Regions from separate parts of the Homo sapiens genome. Here region 1 is linked to region 2. Evidence: chromatin contacts called from ENCODE Hi-C or POLR2A ChIA-PET data. All regions are on one chromosome and are shown on one strand. The core of a region is the stretch at or near the end of the contact, and the rest is flanking DNA. Distances in the headings are between cores, read along the strand shown.

Region 1 (7,156 bases), core at 3,666-6,165, 2.2 Mb before region 2:
CGTGGTGGCCCATGCCTGTAATCCCAGCTACTAGGGAGGCTGAGGCAGGAGAATCACTTGAACCCGGGAAGCAGAGGTTGCGGTGAGCCGAGATCATGCCACTGCACTCCAGCCTGGGTAACAAGCGAAGCTGTGTCTCAAAAAAATAAATAAAAATTAAAAATTAAAATCTAGTCGAGGCCAGGTGCAGTGGCTCACGCCTGTAATCCCAGCACTTTGGCAGGCTGAGGTGGGTGGATCACTTGAGGCCAGGAGTCACATGCCACCACTCCTGGCTAGTTTGTTTGTTTGTTTGAGATGGAGTCTTGCTCTGGTGCCCAGGCTGCAGTGCAGTAGTGCGATCTCAGCTCACTGCAACCTGCGCCTCCCAGGTTCAAGCTATTTTCCTGCCTCAGCCTCCCAAGTAGCTGGGACTACAGGCGAACAACAACACCATACCCGGCTAATTTTTGTATTTTTAGTAGGGATGGGGTTTCGCCATGTTGGCCAGGCTGGTCTCAGACTCCTGACCTCAGGTGATCCACCCTCCTTGGCCTCCCAAAGTGCTGGGATTACAGGCGTGAGCCATCGCCCTGGCCAAGCAAGCCTGTTTAAGCCTCAAACTGATGAGTGGCAGGTGCCACGTAAACTACCTTCAAATTCTCTGTTCTTCACCCTGCCCTTATCCAGAACTGAGTGACTAGCATGTTACTAAGCCTTAATAATGGCCATGAATTTGGAAGACCTAGAGTGTGAGTTCAACCTCAGAAGTGTGGTGAGCTTATAAAGGAAGACAGAGCTTAATAAGAGAAGGCCCTTCATACAATGATGAGTAGTCTTCTTAAAATTGAGGTGGAAAAAATTCTGAATGAACTTATCAAAACCCCAAAAGCCACAAAGGACATTTTAAAAATATCATTTTTCTATGCCTGAAACACTGATTCCATGAATCATTTTACTTGGAGAGAAAAAGAAAATTATTATCAGCAAGTAAAAAACGGCTGGGCACAATGGCTCCCGCCTGTAATCCTAGCACTTTGGTAGGCCAAGGCAGGTGGATCACCTGAGGTCAGGAGTTCGAGACCAGCCTGACCAACATGCAGAAACCCCGTCTCTACTAAAAATACAAAAATTAGCCGGGCGTGGTGATGCACACCTGTAATCCCAGCTGCTAGGGAGGCTGAGGAAGGAGAATCGCTTGAACCCAGGAGGTGGAGGTTGCAGTGACCCGCGATCACGCCACTGCACTCTGGCCTGCACGACAGGAGTGAGACTCCAGCTCAAAAACAAACAAAAAAAATTTGGTCAATGAATAGAAAACTAGAGCAGAAGCTTTAGAAGGAAAAATATCGACACTCAAGAAAAAAATTAAATCAGCTTTAAAAAACAAGGTTCAGTCTTCAACATCAAAGCAGAAATAGCACACAAAAAGATAACATGCAAAACGACATTCTGATAAAATAAACAATATTAAGCCATTTCCTAGGAAGAGATCACACTGGACCCAACTTAATAAGTAGGTTGAACATTTAACCTAACGAAATCTGCATGAACACAGTAGGCAAACATTAGAAGAAGCAAGGTCAGGTCCCAGTACTGAGGGAAAACTGTTGATAGAAAATGAAACATTCTGCTTCCACTGGAGTAGAAAAAGTTACTCAAGGCAAGGAGATATCACAGAGGACAAATTTATTCTCACTGGGCACCTGAAGGCACAGGATTAAATACTTTAAACAGCAACACTAATTCAGAAATATTTTAAAGGGCATTTGTCAGTGGGGCAAATGTGGGGATAAACTGGAACCTCATCCTAAAAACAAACAGGAACCATAGGACTAAGAAATTCCAAAAGGCAATAAAAACAGTAAAAGTATAGAGGTCAACCTAAGGCTCAGAAATCTTTGGAATCCTGATACAGAAGAAAAAAGAGAGCAGGAGAATGGAAATGGAGGAACACTGGACTATAAATCTGAATGCACATGTTTACATTCCATGCAAAGGACTGGGCTATTTCAAATTGTCACTCAGAAAGAGAAAGCAATTTGTAAGATGCTGGAATTCACTTCCCAGATTAGGGATTTAAGAGTGTCATAATTAACTTAATAGACTTCTCCCAAAAGAGTTATAAACATCCCAGTCATGGCCTCTGGAAAACTAGCAGAGATGGGCAAGTTGTTTATTTAACAACTAAGGTAAGACTGAAGCCATGCACTTTTTTTTTTCTTTCTTTCTTCCATTTTCTCTATCTACCCGCTTCTCTCAAATTACATCATGTCTTTGGATGAGTAATACCAATGTGGGCCTAGATTATAGCTACTGAATCAAGGGAATATCGTTGTTGCTGCAATGTGAGAAAACTGGTGCTTACATTACAAACTCCTACACTAATAGCAGATTATACTTGATTTGTAAATCTTTGTGAATGTGGAGCTGGTTCTAAATATTCTCATGTGCCCTGTTTATCCTCTAGAGTTTGTTAATATAGAATACAGAAAAGCCTTGAGAACAGAGTAACCCAACTTTGTAGCTGCTGAAGGAGGTATATTATCAGTCAACGCGGAAGACAGCCTCTCAACTGTGAATAATGAAGAAGGAAATTAGACCCCAATCAGACACCTGAGTGCCCTTCTGGGCTTGACTAAATAAATAGAAGAATTGGGGGTATATATAATTGGGTTTTGTTTTTGTTTTTGTTTTTGAGACGGAGTCTTGCTCTCTTGCCCAGGCTGGAGTGCAGTGGCGTAATCTCGGCTCACTGCAACCTCCGCCCTCTGAGTTCAAGCAATTCTGCCTCAGCCTCCCAAGTAGCTGGGATTACAGGTGTGCGCCACCACGCCCGGCTAATTTTTTGTATTTTTAGTAAAGATGGGGTTTCACCATCTTGGCCAGGCTGGTCTTGAACTCCTGACCTCACAATCCATCTGCCTCGGCCTCCCAAAGTGCTGGGATTACAGGCGTGAGCCACCGCGCCCGGCCTATAATTGGGGTCTTTAACTTCTCAGAAGAGCAAGGAATTGGGATAATGAGAAGACGTTTATGGTTAAATTTTAAAGGATAGCAACAAATTGGGGGCATTTTTTAACAATATTATTTGGGCTATTCTATTACTTGCCGCATAAATACATTTACCTTATCTACAGAGCTTGGAAAGACACTGATGCTGAGGATAATTTCAAACAGGAAGTAGAATACAGAATGGTTTTTTGGGTTTTGTCTGTTTATTTGCTTGAGACAGGGTCTCGTTCTGTCACCTAGGCTGGAGTGCAGTAGCTAGATCTCGGCTCACCGCAACCTCCGCCTCCTGGGTTCCAGAGATGCTCGTGCCTCAGCCTCCCCAGTTGCTGGGATTACAGGCATGCGCCACCATGCCCGGTTAATTTTTTTTTTTTTTTTTTTTTTTGTATTTTTAGTAGAGACGGGGTTTCGCCATGTTGGCCAGGCTGGTCTAGAACTCCTGGCCTCAAGTGATCCGCCCACCTCGGCCTCCCCAAGTGCTGGGATTACAAGCGTGAGCCACCACGCCGGGCTCAGAATGGTTTATAATGTGGCCTGTAACACATTTAATTAGCATCCTGCCCTGCTCCCTTGCAAAGGCTTCTGGGAGCACCAACAATGAGGCACTCATTGGGATTGATCTGCCCATCTAGTTGGTCCACAGTAGTTACACAGAAAGGACAGACCCTTGGGAGAAACAAGCCCACGAAGGCCCAGTAAGGGCTTTTCTGATTTTTCTGATTTTCTAGCCAGACTCCATGGGAAACAGAAACCAAAATTTAAACCAAAGTTAGGAACACTGGCCTCTAAACAACAATCCAGGCTCCTGATACTCACCTCATTCCACTAACAAAGGAGAAATACCAAAGGTAATTACCCGTCCTAAGTGCTAGGGACCTGATTCCTCTCTTGGGCAGCCTTCCCTGAGTCTACCCTTTCCAGCTCCCACAACCCTACACCAGGTTTCTTGGTGGGAGCAATCCTGCTGCTCCTATTACTGATACAGCATTCGGTGAAAATTCCCCTTTTAGGCCGGGCGTGGTGGCTCACGCCTGTAATCCCAGCACTCTGGGAGGCCAAGGCGGGCGGATCACCTGAGGACACGAGCTGGAGACCAGCCTGGCCAACGTGGTGAAACCCCGTCTCTACTAAAAATACAAAAAATGAGCCGGGCGTGGTGGCGGATGTCTGTAAGCTCAGCTACTCGGGAGGCTGAGGCAGAAGAATCGCTTGAACTTGGGAGGCGGAGGTTGCGGTGAGCCGAGATCGCGCCATTGCACTCCAGCCTGGGCAACAAGAGCGAAACTCCGTCTTGAAGAAAAAGAAAAAAAATTCCCCTTTTAGTGTGAGCCTCTGAAGCCACTACTCTGGGGAGATGATAGGAGAGGATGGATTTGGACTCTGAAAAGGTAGTGATAACACATCTCCTTTTTTATTGCACTGCCCCAGTAAACTGAGTTGTACAAACAGAAAAAACTCGAAACCCTTCTGTCAACTTTTTTCGCGGGGAAGAGTCACGGAAACTGGAAACGGGAAATGGGAATTCACGTCTATCGCAGCCTCCTAGGTGGCAAACGCTTAGCCTGAACACCTCTTCAATAACCCTGTTAAGTAGACACGGTCATTATCCCCACTTACGGAGAAGAAAACCGCGGGTCGGAAAGGTCAAATATCTTATCCAGGGAACAGGGCTGGTAAAGCGCGGGGCTCCGATGAAATCCTCCAGTCTCCCGAGAGCCAGGAGCAAACTGGGTTTGGGCCGCTGCGCCCCGCACAGCCCAGACCCCAGCCATCAACTGCGACTGCGGCGGGCAGGCGGGAGAACTGACCTGAGGGGCGGAGGGCACGGCTGAGCGGCGCCCGACAGAAGGACAGGGGCCTGCTGTCCTGAGAGACGCGGCTGGTACGGCGTTCCTAAGAATCTTTTCGATCGCCGGGTTGTGGCCGCTTCCGCCCGCCAAGGGAATCAAATCTCCCGGGCCGGAAGGGGCGGGGACGCGGCGGGGGCGCGCGCGGCGCCGGATCCCAGGGAAGCGGACGCGCACGGCAGGCGGGGGCGCGCACAGTGCCGGGGGGTTCTCACCGGGGCAACGGCTCGCGGTCGCTGTGGAGCCGTGAAAGGGATGGCCGGGAGGTCCACTGGGCTGCGAGGGGTGACTTGAGGCCTTGGTCTTGCCCCGGAGGGCACGTGATGATTTTCCAGGTGGCGTGGATATGCCAAGTCTCCACAGAACCCAACTTTCTTACGTTCTCTTCCTAAAATTGACGTGCCCTCTGGCAGTCACAGTTCTCATTTTCGTCCTCCCTTGCCCACTGGCCGTTCTCCCACCCAGCAAAGACAGGAATACCTCCCCCTCTCCAAAATGTGTTGCCACGAGGAATAAGAACCCCAGTAGCTGAGACTACAGGCACGCGCCACCACGCCTGGCTAAATTATTTGTGGGTAGAGACGGGATCTCGCTATGTTGGCCAGGCTGGTCTCGAACTCCTGGGCTCAAGCGATCCTCCCGCCTCAGCCTCCCAAAGTGCTGGGATTACAGGCGTGAGCCACTGTATCCGGCCCAGAAAATCTTTAGACAAATTAAACTTTACAGAGTTGAATTGACCAAAGAATGAGTCCAAAATCCAGTAATCCCTGGAACCAAAATAGGTTCAGAGTGATTCGGGCTGCCATATGTTCAAATAACATTTATGGACAGAAAAAGGAAAATGACTTACAGAAATTGCAGTCAAGTATGGAAACAGCTGGATTGGTTGCAACTCAACCTCTGACTATTTTGAGCACTGTTTAAACAGTTGGCCACCTGTGATTGGCCAAAACTCCGCTGCTGTGATTGACTGAGACTCGCTACTTGTTACAAGGTTACAGTCTCTTTACACATTTACAATTGTAGTTGTCTACAATTCACTATGTATGGAGAAACTGTTAGGCCAGGTGCAAAGGCTCACATCTATAATCCCAGCACTTTGGTGGGGGGGCGGGGGCAGATCATTTGGGGTCAGGAGTTCGAGACCAGCCTGACCAACATGATGAAACCCTGTCTCTACTAAAAATACAAAAAATTAGCCGGGCTTGGTGGCGCGAGCCTATAATCCCAGCTACTCAGGAGGTAGAGGCAGGAGAATCTCTTGATTCTCTCTGCTGGGAGGCAGAGGTTGCAGTGAGTAGAGATCGTGCCACTGCACTCCAGGCTGGGCAACAGAGCAAGACTCCGTCTCAAAAAAAGAGAAAGAGAGAAAGAGAGAGAGAAAAGAAAGAAAGGAAGAGAAGGGGAAGGGAAGGGGAAGGGAGGGGAAGGGAGGGGAAGGGAAGGGAAGGGAAAGGAAAGGAAGGGAGAGAAAGGGAGAGAGAGAAAGAAATAAATTGTTAGTCTGAACTTAAAATGCATAAGGAGGCAGCTTTATGCTAAACTTAATTTAACATGGTCATCTGAATCTTCAGCAAATCATAATCTTTTTGCTGGTGGAGGGTCTTGCCTCCATGCTGCTGATTGATCAGGGTGGTGGTTGCTAAACGTTGGGATGGCTGTGGCAATTTCCTAAAATAAAACAACAATGCTGCATCGATGGACACTTCCTTTCATGAAAGATTTCTCTGTAGCATGTGATGCTGTGTGATACCATTTCATCCACAGCAGGACTTCCTTCAAAGTTAGTTCTCTGAAATCTTGCCACTGCCTTATCAACAAAGTTTATGGAATATTCTAAATCTTTTGTTGTTATTTCAGCAATGATCACAGCATCTTCACCAAGAGGAGCTTCCATCTCAAGAAAGCACTCTCTCTTTGCTCATCCGTAAGAAGAAACTCCCCATCTATTCAAGTTGGATCATGAGATTGCAGCAGTTCAGTCACATATTCAGGCTTCACTTCCAATTCTAGTTCTCTTGCTGTTTCCACCAAATCTGCAGTTACTTCCACGAGTGAAGTCTTGAACCCCTCAAAGTCATCCATGAGGGTTGGAATTAATTTCTTCCCAACTCCTGTTAATGTTGATATGGTGACCTCTTCCCATTAATCATAAATGTTCTTTTTTTTTTTTTTGGAGATGGAGTCTCACTCTGTCACCCAGGCTGGAGTGCAGTGGCGTGGTCTCGGCTCACTGCAAGCTCCGCCTCCTGGGTTCACGCCATTCTCCTGCCTCAGCCTCCTGAGTAGCTGGGACTACAGGCGCCCACCACCAT
Region 2 (6,857 bases), core at 3,028-5,527:
CATCTGTCTTTGGGTCTCCTGCGCTGGGGACCCGCGGGAGCAGAGCGCGAAGTGATGGTGAACATGCTGAACTCACTGTCGCGGAACCAGCAGCTGCCGCGGATCACGCCCCGATGCGGGTGCGTGGACCCGCTGCCCGGCCGCCTGCCCTTCCATGGTTACGAAAGTGCTTGCTCGGGCCGCCACTACTGTCTGCGCGGGATGGACTACTACGCCAGCGGGGCGCCCTGCACCGACCGCCGCCTGCGGCCTTGGTGCCGGGAGCAACCGACTGTAAGGTTCGCAGGGCTCCGCCCGCCTCAGCCGGGCTCCACCCCACACAAGCCCCGCCCCAGAACCCCGCCCCCTTCCAGCCCGGCCAGCTTCCGTGCAGGCCCCCAGCCTGCTCTAGCCCCGCGCTGCACGCTCTCGAGGCCCTGCCGTGTCCCGCCCTCGGGCTCCAAGGCCTGAACTAACAACTGAGGCGGGAGAACCAGCACGAAGGTTACTCCAAGTCCCCGACCCCTGTCCCTCTCAAACTGGGCTCAAGGTCAACCTGGCCTCTCTATATGCTCTGGAGGTCCCGTCAGAGGGTTTTTGAGGAAGAAACCCCGCACATCAGTCGCATCCTCTTCCCCCATCTCCTTGGCCCTGCCCCCTTTCCTGGACTCCTGGCCCTAGAGACGCAGGTTCTAGCCTGTGGAGTGCCCTGCGTTCTCAGAAAAATGTCCTCTCTTGCTGGTCCCCCGTCACCGTCGGTAGTGGGTGCGGTCATTCCTGGGGGCTACGTGAGCCGGGAAATGGTGACCACTTTACCAGAATGGCTCTGGCCTCCTCGGATCCCGCACCACCTGCGGAGGTAGGCACCCTCGCGTGTTACTGCTAAGAAAACTGAGGCCCGAGCGCACAGCTGGAGCCCAGACTGCAGCTCGGCATTCGTCCTGCACGCGGCGGCAGCCAAGCCTGGGAGAACTTTGTCCGCGGTAGCCCAGAGAGCTGTGCAGTGGGGGTCCATAGTGATCCCCCGCCCCTCTCCAGGCCGAGAGAGCCTGATTCATTGTGCAAGACTGAGTCTTATCCCTCTCAAGGGCATAGGGGAGTGGGAAAGTGTCTGAGCCTCTAGGAAGCTCAGAAATGATGCCTCGTCCTACTGCTGGAGAAATTGCTGTCCAGTGGCGGGGATCCGGTGGTTCCAGGTCCTCAACGCCCGGAGCCCGACCTTCCCCAGGGTCCAGCGCTCTTTCCTCAACGGCAGAAATGAGGCCTTGCCGGGAGGGAGTCTTCCAAGGGGGGTTCCCGAATCGGTGCTGCAGTGGGGGTTTTGAAGGGTGAGGAAGAAGGAGAGGAGGATTTCCGAGCCTTGGGACGGACACCTGAAGCGCCGCCCAGGGGCTTGGTCTAAATCGGGGGATGAGAGTCAAAAGGCCCAACCCCTCCATGCTCGCGGCTTCCTCCTTCTCCAGATGTGTACCTCCCTACGAGCACCGGCCCGGAATGCAGTGTGCTGTTACAACTCCCCCGCCGTCATACTACCCATATCCGAACCTTAGGTAAGTCTAACGCGCACACACTCATTTGCACACGCACCCTGAAGGCTTGGTGAGGCGGGGCTGGGGGAGGATGTCTGGTAGACGGGATGAGAACGCTCCGCGGTGCACTGACAGGCACATACCACGAGGGGGAGCTAGTGGCATGGAGCAGTCAAAGGTGGTAAGGACAGAGGACCTTAAGAGAGGGCTAGGAGGCCGGTATTGAAGGGTTACAGGTTGGCAGTGGGCTTACAGCCAAAGGCGTTGGTTCAGAGCTTGAAGTAATGAGTAAGAAGTCGATGTTAAGGAGGAAATATTGGGTATCAGCAACTTAACAGTAGAACCTAAGGTCAGGAGGTCAGTATTGGAACCCAAGGTCAGTGCTATAGACAAAGTGTAGGGATAAGGTTAGCATTGCAAACTGGAGTCAGATATTCACTTTGACATATGAGGATCCAAAACGGCTGACCCATCTCTTCCTGTAGATGGGACACAAGTCACTTCAAGAAGTCTGGTGGTCCCCAGAGAAACAACTATGTTATCCATCCTGAGTTTGTGTCTGAGACCTATCCCGACTATCGTTGCTGGTAGAGCCTGGGCTTGCTGTGCCAAGGGGGCAGAGCAATAAATAAACTCTTCAACCCCAAAGCCTGCCTCCTGTGTCCTTACCCAGCAGGATCTGGAAGTGAAGGGCCAGTCACTCAGGCCTCTATCAAACCCCTTCAACTGAGATGCAATTTTTCTCAAAGTCACCCTTCCCTGGGCCCTTCCAACCCCATCATCTCAGTACATCCCTGAGTGCCCTCCTGACACAGAACAGTAGCCTTATATCCAGCTGCTATCCTCCTCCCCTGAATCCCAGAGCCCAAACGGATGGGTCCACCCTGCAATGCAGGCAGGAGCCATCTACTTTCCACCCCACGAAGACCCTCCAGCTAACATTTCTTCAGTATGCTCCCAAACTTAGATGCCCTCCCACTCATCAGAGGACCCAGAATCCTTCCTTCCACAGTCAAAGACCTATCCCTACACCCAAAGCTCTTGATCTCTGCTTCCAGGAGTCCCCATCACAGCCTCCCAAAAGCCTCTCTGTGCTCAGACACCCTTGCTGCACAAGGTGTGTCCCCCATTCCAAGTCCAACTGGTCAAAACATAATTTTGGAGGGTCTCATGACAAAGAAATTTCAAGTTGCAAAACAAAGCCCTGTTTCTCTGCCCCTCAGGGAGCGAGAAGGGGCCATTCTAAAATCTCTGTGATCTTCAGTATTTTTATTTCTGCATCAAATAGATATGAAACCAGCTGGGTGCAGAGGCTCACACCTGTAATCTCACCACTTTGGGAGGCAGAGGCAGGAGGATCACTTGAGCCCAGGAATTCGATACCAGCTGGGGCAACATAAAGAGACCCCTTCTCTACAAAAAAATTTAAAAATTAGCAGGGTATGGTGGCACACACATGTGGTCCAAGTTACTCAGGAGCCTGAGGCGGGAGGGGATAGCTTGAACCAAGGACATTGAGGCTGCAGTGAGCTATGTTAACGCCACTGCACTCCAGCCTGGGCGACAGAGCGAGACCCTCTCTCAAAAAAATAAAGACCGGACGCGGTGGCCCACACTTGTAATCCCAGCACTTTGGGAGGCCGAGGCAGGTAGATCACCTGAGGTCAGGAGTTTGAGACCAGCCTGACCAACATGGTGAAACTCTGTCTCTACTAAAAATACAAAATTAGCCAGGCGCGGTGGTGCGTGCCTGTAATCCCAGCTACTTGGGAGGCTGAGGCAGGAGAATTGCTTGAACCCGGGAGGCGGAGTTTGCAGTGAGCTGAGATCGTGCCATTGTACTCCAGCCTGGGCAACAAGAACGAAACTCAAAAATAAATAAATATAAAAATAAAATAAAATAAAAAAGAAATGAAACCTCAGAGTCTTGCCCAGCCCCCGGGGAGAGGGGCATGGCGGGGCACACCCACTTTCCCGCAGCTTGGGCATTTCTAACTAAAGGCTGTAACTTAGGAGGAGGGGCTGGACCCTATAAATAACTAGTCTGGGGGTAGCGGTCTGGGAGGCGGGTGACGTTGCAAAACACCGAGCAGAAACCGGTCTTCTCAGTCCCTGACCTCGGACACCGCTGGTTTGGTCCGGTGGGAACCGACAGCTTGGACTCGCGGCGGGTTGGAACTACAGCTCCCTCCGTGGGGCCCTCGATTGGAAGCACCTGCATTGGGAGCTGAGATACTCGCGGAATTCCGCCACCACTTTTCCGTATGGAAAGCTGAGGGCTTGTGAGAGCGTTATACCGATATGGCCTCCACCTGTCCAAACCGGGAAGGAAGGAATTCCAATGGCCAGCTCTGCTCCTTTACCCTGCAGCTCTCTCCCTCTCATCCTCATTCCAAACCTAGCCTAGAGGTGCAAGAACCCCAACCTTCCGCAGCTGCTCCTTTCTGCAGAACTACATGTCCCAGCAGGCCTGGGGCCGAGCCCCGCCCGCTTGCGGGTTAGCAGTGGCCCAGGAGGGGCGGGCCCGCCGGCGGGAGTCGGAGCCGCGGGGCGCAGGACTGAGCAAGCCTGAAATGCCAGGGGCAGAGCACAGAGCGGTGGGAGGAAGGTGGGGCTGAGGGGCGGGGCCACAGATCCGCCTGATAACCTGGGAGGAGGGGTCGAACGTCAAGGGCAGGGCTGGACTCTGAGGCCCGAGACGAGACTGGATGACTGGGGCGTGGCCGAGGAACCCCAGGGCGGGACCCGAGGAGGGGCTGTGCCCTGCCAGACAGAGCCCCGCGCGGCGCGGCGGCAGCTTCACTCTGGTTCAAGCGCAGGGGATCGGCGGGAAGCTCTTTCACCCCCGCTTCTGCCGGGCTGTAACTGCAATGGGTGAGCCCAGCGGGAGGGCTGTGGGGGGCGGGGGGCTGCTGAAGGAGCACGATTCCTGAACTTTCGCTCCCACCGATGAATGGGTGGAGCGAGCCTGAACACCTGGGCCCATCCCACGGCCGCGATTCCCGCGGGGCGACAGGTCCCTTGACCTCGGTCGGCCCCTTCGGACAGTATAGCCTTCAGGGCGGGGTAGGGAGGGCGGCTGTGGAGTATTCCAGGCTATGTAGGCAGTCACTCGATCCCCGCGGATACCGTCGCCTGGCAGGAGAGGGAGATGGGCCGGATCGAGTTGCCTTTGACATTTCCATCCCCCCGGGAACTGTGTCCAACTAACGATTCTACTTGGAATGGCCTCCCCTCAGTTGAGTCGGGCGGGGCCCTCCCCCTCAGACCAGACTAGCTGTGGCAGCCAAGGCTGAGGTTGAGTGTCCGGTGGGGAGAGGCTCAGCAGGGGCAGAGCCCAGACTCCACCTGGCGGAGGCGGCAGATTACAGAGGTCTCTGGCACCACTGTTAACACCGGAACCACAGACTTCCTCCCCCAAAGCCCCGGTACCAGATGCCATTAAAATTGCCCTCTTTGCTGCCCTCGTGGTCTTCGTGGTCCGCGTGGAGCAAGCAGCAGCACCAGCCCTTGGAAAGACAGGCCTCACCATGCCATGTCCATCTGATGGAAGCTGGTCCCACCAGCTCAGCCCCAGGGCTCCTTTCTGCTACTGCATTCAGGCAGCCAGGTCAGATCATTATCTCCCATCTCCTAAAACTTACACTGTGGAGAGCTGGGCTGGGATTTTAGATCCAGGCAGCCTTGATACCTGGCTAACTTCAGACAAGTTCCTTTTTCTGTTTGGGCCACGTTTCCTCACCTGTAAAATGGACACTGCAGCTATGTCTGCTGTTCCACATTGTTGATAGAACTGGATGCTGTGGTGACATTTGGGACACTATCATGGTGCCTGGGGTGGGTGGGTGCCCAGGCCTGTGGGCTTCTGTCTTTCATCAAAGAACTTCAGATCCCAGAAAATTAAGATTCTCAAAACATAACTGTCGGAAAGGGCTTTTGAATCCACCTTGGTGGCCTCTTCCTGCCTCCAGGGCTCATGAGATAGGCTGACTTCATATGAAAGTTTTGAGGATGAGGAAGTCTCTCTCCTCTTCAGATACTGACCCTCTCTCTCCTTATTTCCTTGGTGCCCAGAATAGGGCTTTGGTTATCTTGAATGAATGAATATAAACTCACAGGTGTGATCTGAGCCACCTAAAGCCTTCTTTGGGTTCTGCTCAGCTTGAGGGCATCACCTAAAGGCCACTGGCTGCATTTTCCAGGAGGTGTTTTCTAAGCTGTATCTATATAGGAATGGGGAGGAAAGCTAAGTCATTGTAGACTGAGAGAAAGGGAATAAGAGTCTGTTCCAGACCAGCTAGGGCTGACAAGCTTAGGCAGCTGGGGGCAGAGGGCACTGAGAATGAGGCCCTGAGCTAGCACCGTGTGGGAAGTGCCTATGGGAGGAGCTGTGTATTGACATTTAGGATCAAATTCTGCTCCACACCTTGCATTCTTGCATGGGGGAGGTGAAAAACCTGAGTATTTCCGGCATCTCCTTGGAAGTCCCTGGGGACTTAGAGACAGACACTGGCATCTGGGAGGAGGCTAATTACTGTTTGCTAGTCTCCTTCTCTTCTTCCCCCGAGCTGGAGCAGTTGGGCAACCAACTGGCTGGCTGTGTGTATGCCCGTGTGTGCACCTGGGTGGTGCTATTTCTTTGTTGGACTCTGCTCTGAAGCCTGGGACAGGAACGGTCAGTGGCCTTGAGTGGCAGAGTAGGACACACCTCTTCCCCTGAGCCTGTGTTTCCCTGTAGTCATATCTGTATTTTTTTTTTTTTTTTGAGATAGGGTCTCACTTTGTCACCTAGGCTGGAGTGCAGTGGCACAATCTTGGCTCACTGCAGCCTTGACCTCCTGGGCTCAAGCGACCCTCCCACCTCAGCCCCCCAAGTAGCTGGGACTACAGGTGCACACCACCATGCCTGGCTAATTTTTTTTTTTTTTTGTATTTTTGGTAGAGACAGGGTTTCAACATGTTGCCCAGGCTGGTCTCAAACTCCTGAGCTCAAGAGATCTGCCCTCCTTGGCCTCCCAAAGTGCTAGGATTACAGGCATGAGCACCGTGCATGGCCTCATATCTGGATATTTAGCATATAGTGTGTCAGAGTTTATGTGTGTTAGTGGTAGTGGTGGGTGTCTGATCCCTGGAGAGCAGGTAGGTGGAGGAGGTGCGCTGGGCCAAGCTAGGTGGGTGAAATCTCCTGAAGCAGGTGGCCTAAAGGATTTAGGTTGGGGAAGGAACGAGCTTGGTAATCACAAGATAGGCTTGGCTGGAAATGGAATCAGAATGGTAGCTGAGAACACATCATGCCTGGAGCCTCCAGTGCAAAGCAAACACTTTTAAATTTCATCATGGAAGCAATGA

Evidence for each region. Hi-C counts contacts between places; a loop is a spot of excess contacts on that map. ChIA-PET counts read pairs that join two places held with the same protein, here RNA polymerase II (POLR2A). Pooled maps may share reads with other maps.
Region 1: a loop to region 2 is called in a pooled map, with 4 times the contacts of the local background. The contact joins the promoter of MELK here to the promoter of MYORG in region 2. A Hi-C loop is called at or near these places in 4 of 50 pooled maps. POLR2A ChIA-PET finds 5 or more read pairs at or near these places in 2 of 52 experiments (PC-9 and activated CD4-positive, alpha-beta T cell).

What each region holds. Positions count from the first base shown.
Region 1 is chr9:36,570,654-36,577,809 of GRCh38, reverse strand. MELK (maternal embryonic leucine zipper kinase) reads right to left here and starts at 4,915. Exons shown (of 18, transcript NM_014791.4): 1 at 4,803-4,915. RefSeq lists a silencer at 4,834-5,113 and an enhancer at 5,697-6,196.
Region 2 is chr9:34,374,318-34,381,174 of GRCh38, reverse strand. It overlaps MYORG (myogenesis regulating glycosidase), which reads left to right and starts at 4,277. Exons shown (of 2, transcript NM_020702.5): 1 at 4,277-4,382. It overlaps SPMIP6 (sperm microtubule inner protein 6), which reads left to right. Exons shown (of 7, transcript NM_032596.4): 5 at 44-273; 6 at 1,443-1,529; 7 at 1,994-2,156. The coding sequence ends at 1,529. LOC124902144 (a long non-coding RNA gene) reads right to left here and starts at 275. Exons shown (of 2, transcript XR_007061464.1): 1 at 1-275. RefSeq lists enhancers at 1-362, 4,348-4,928, 4,929-5,510 and a silencer at 3,913-4,302.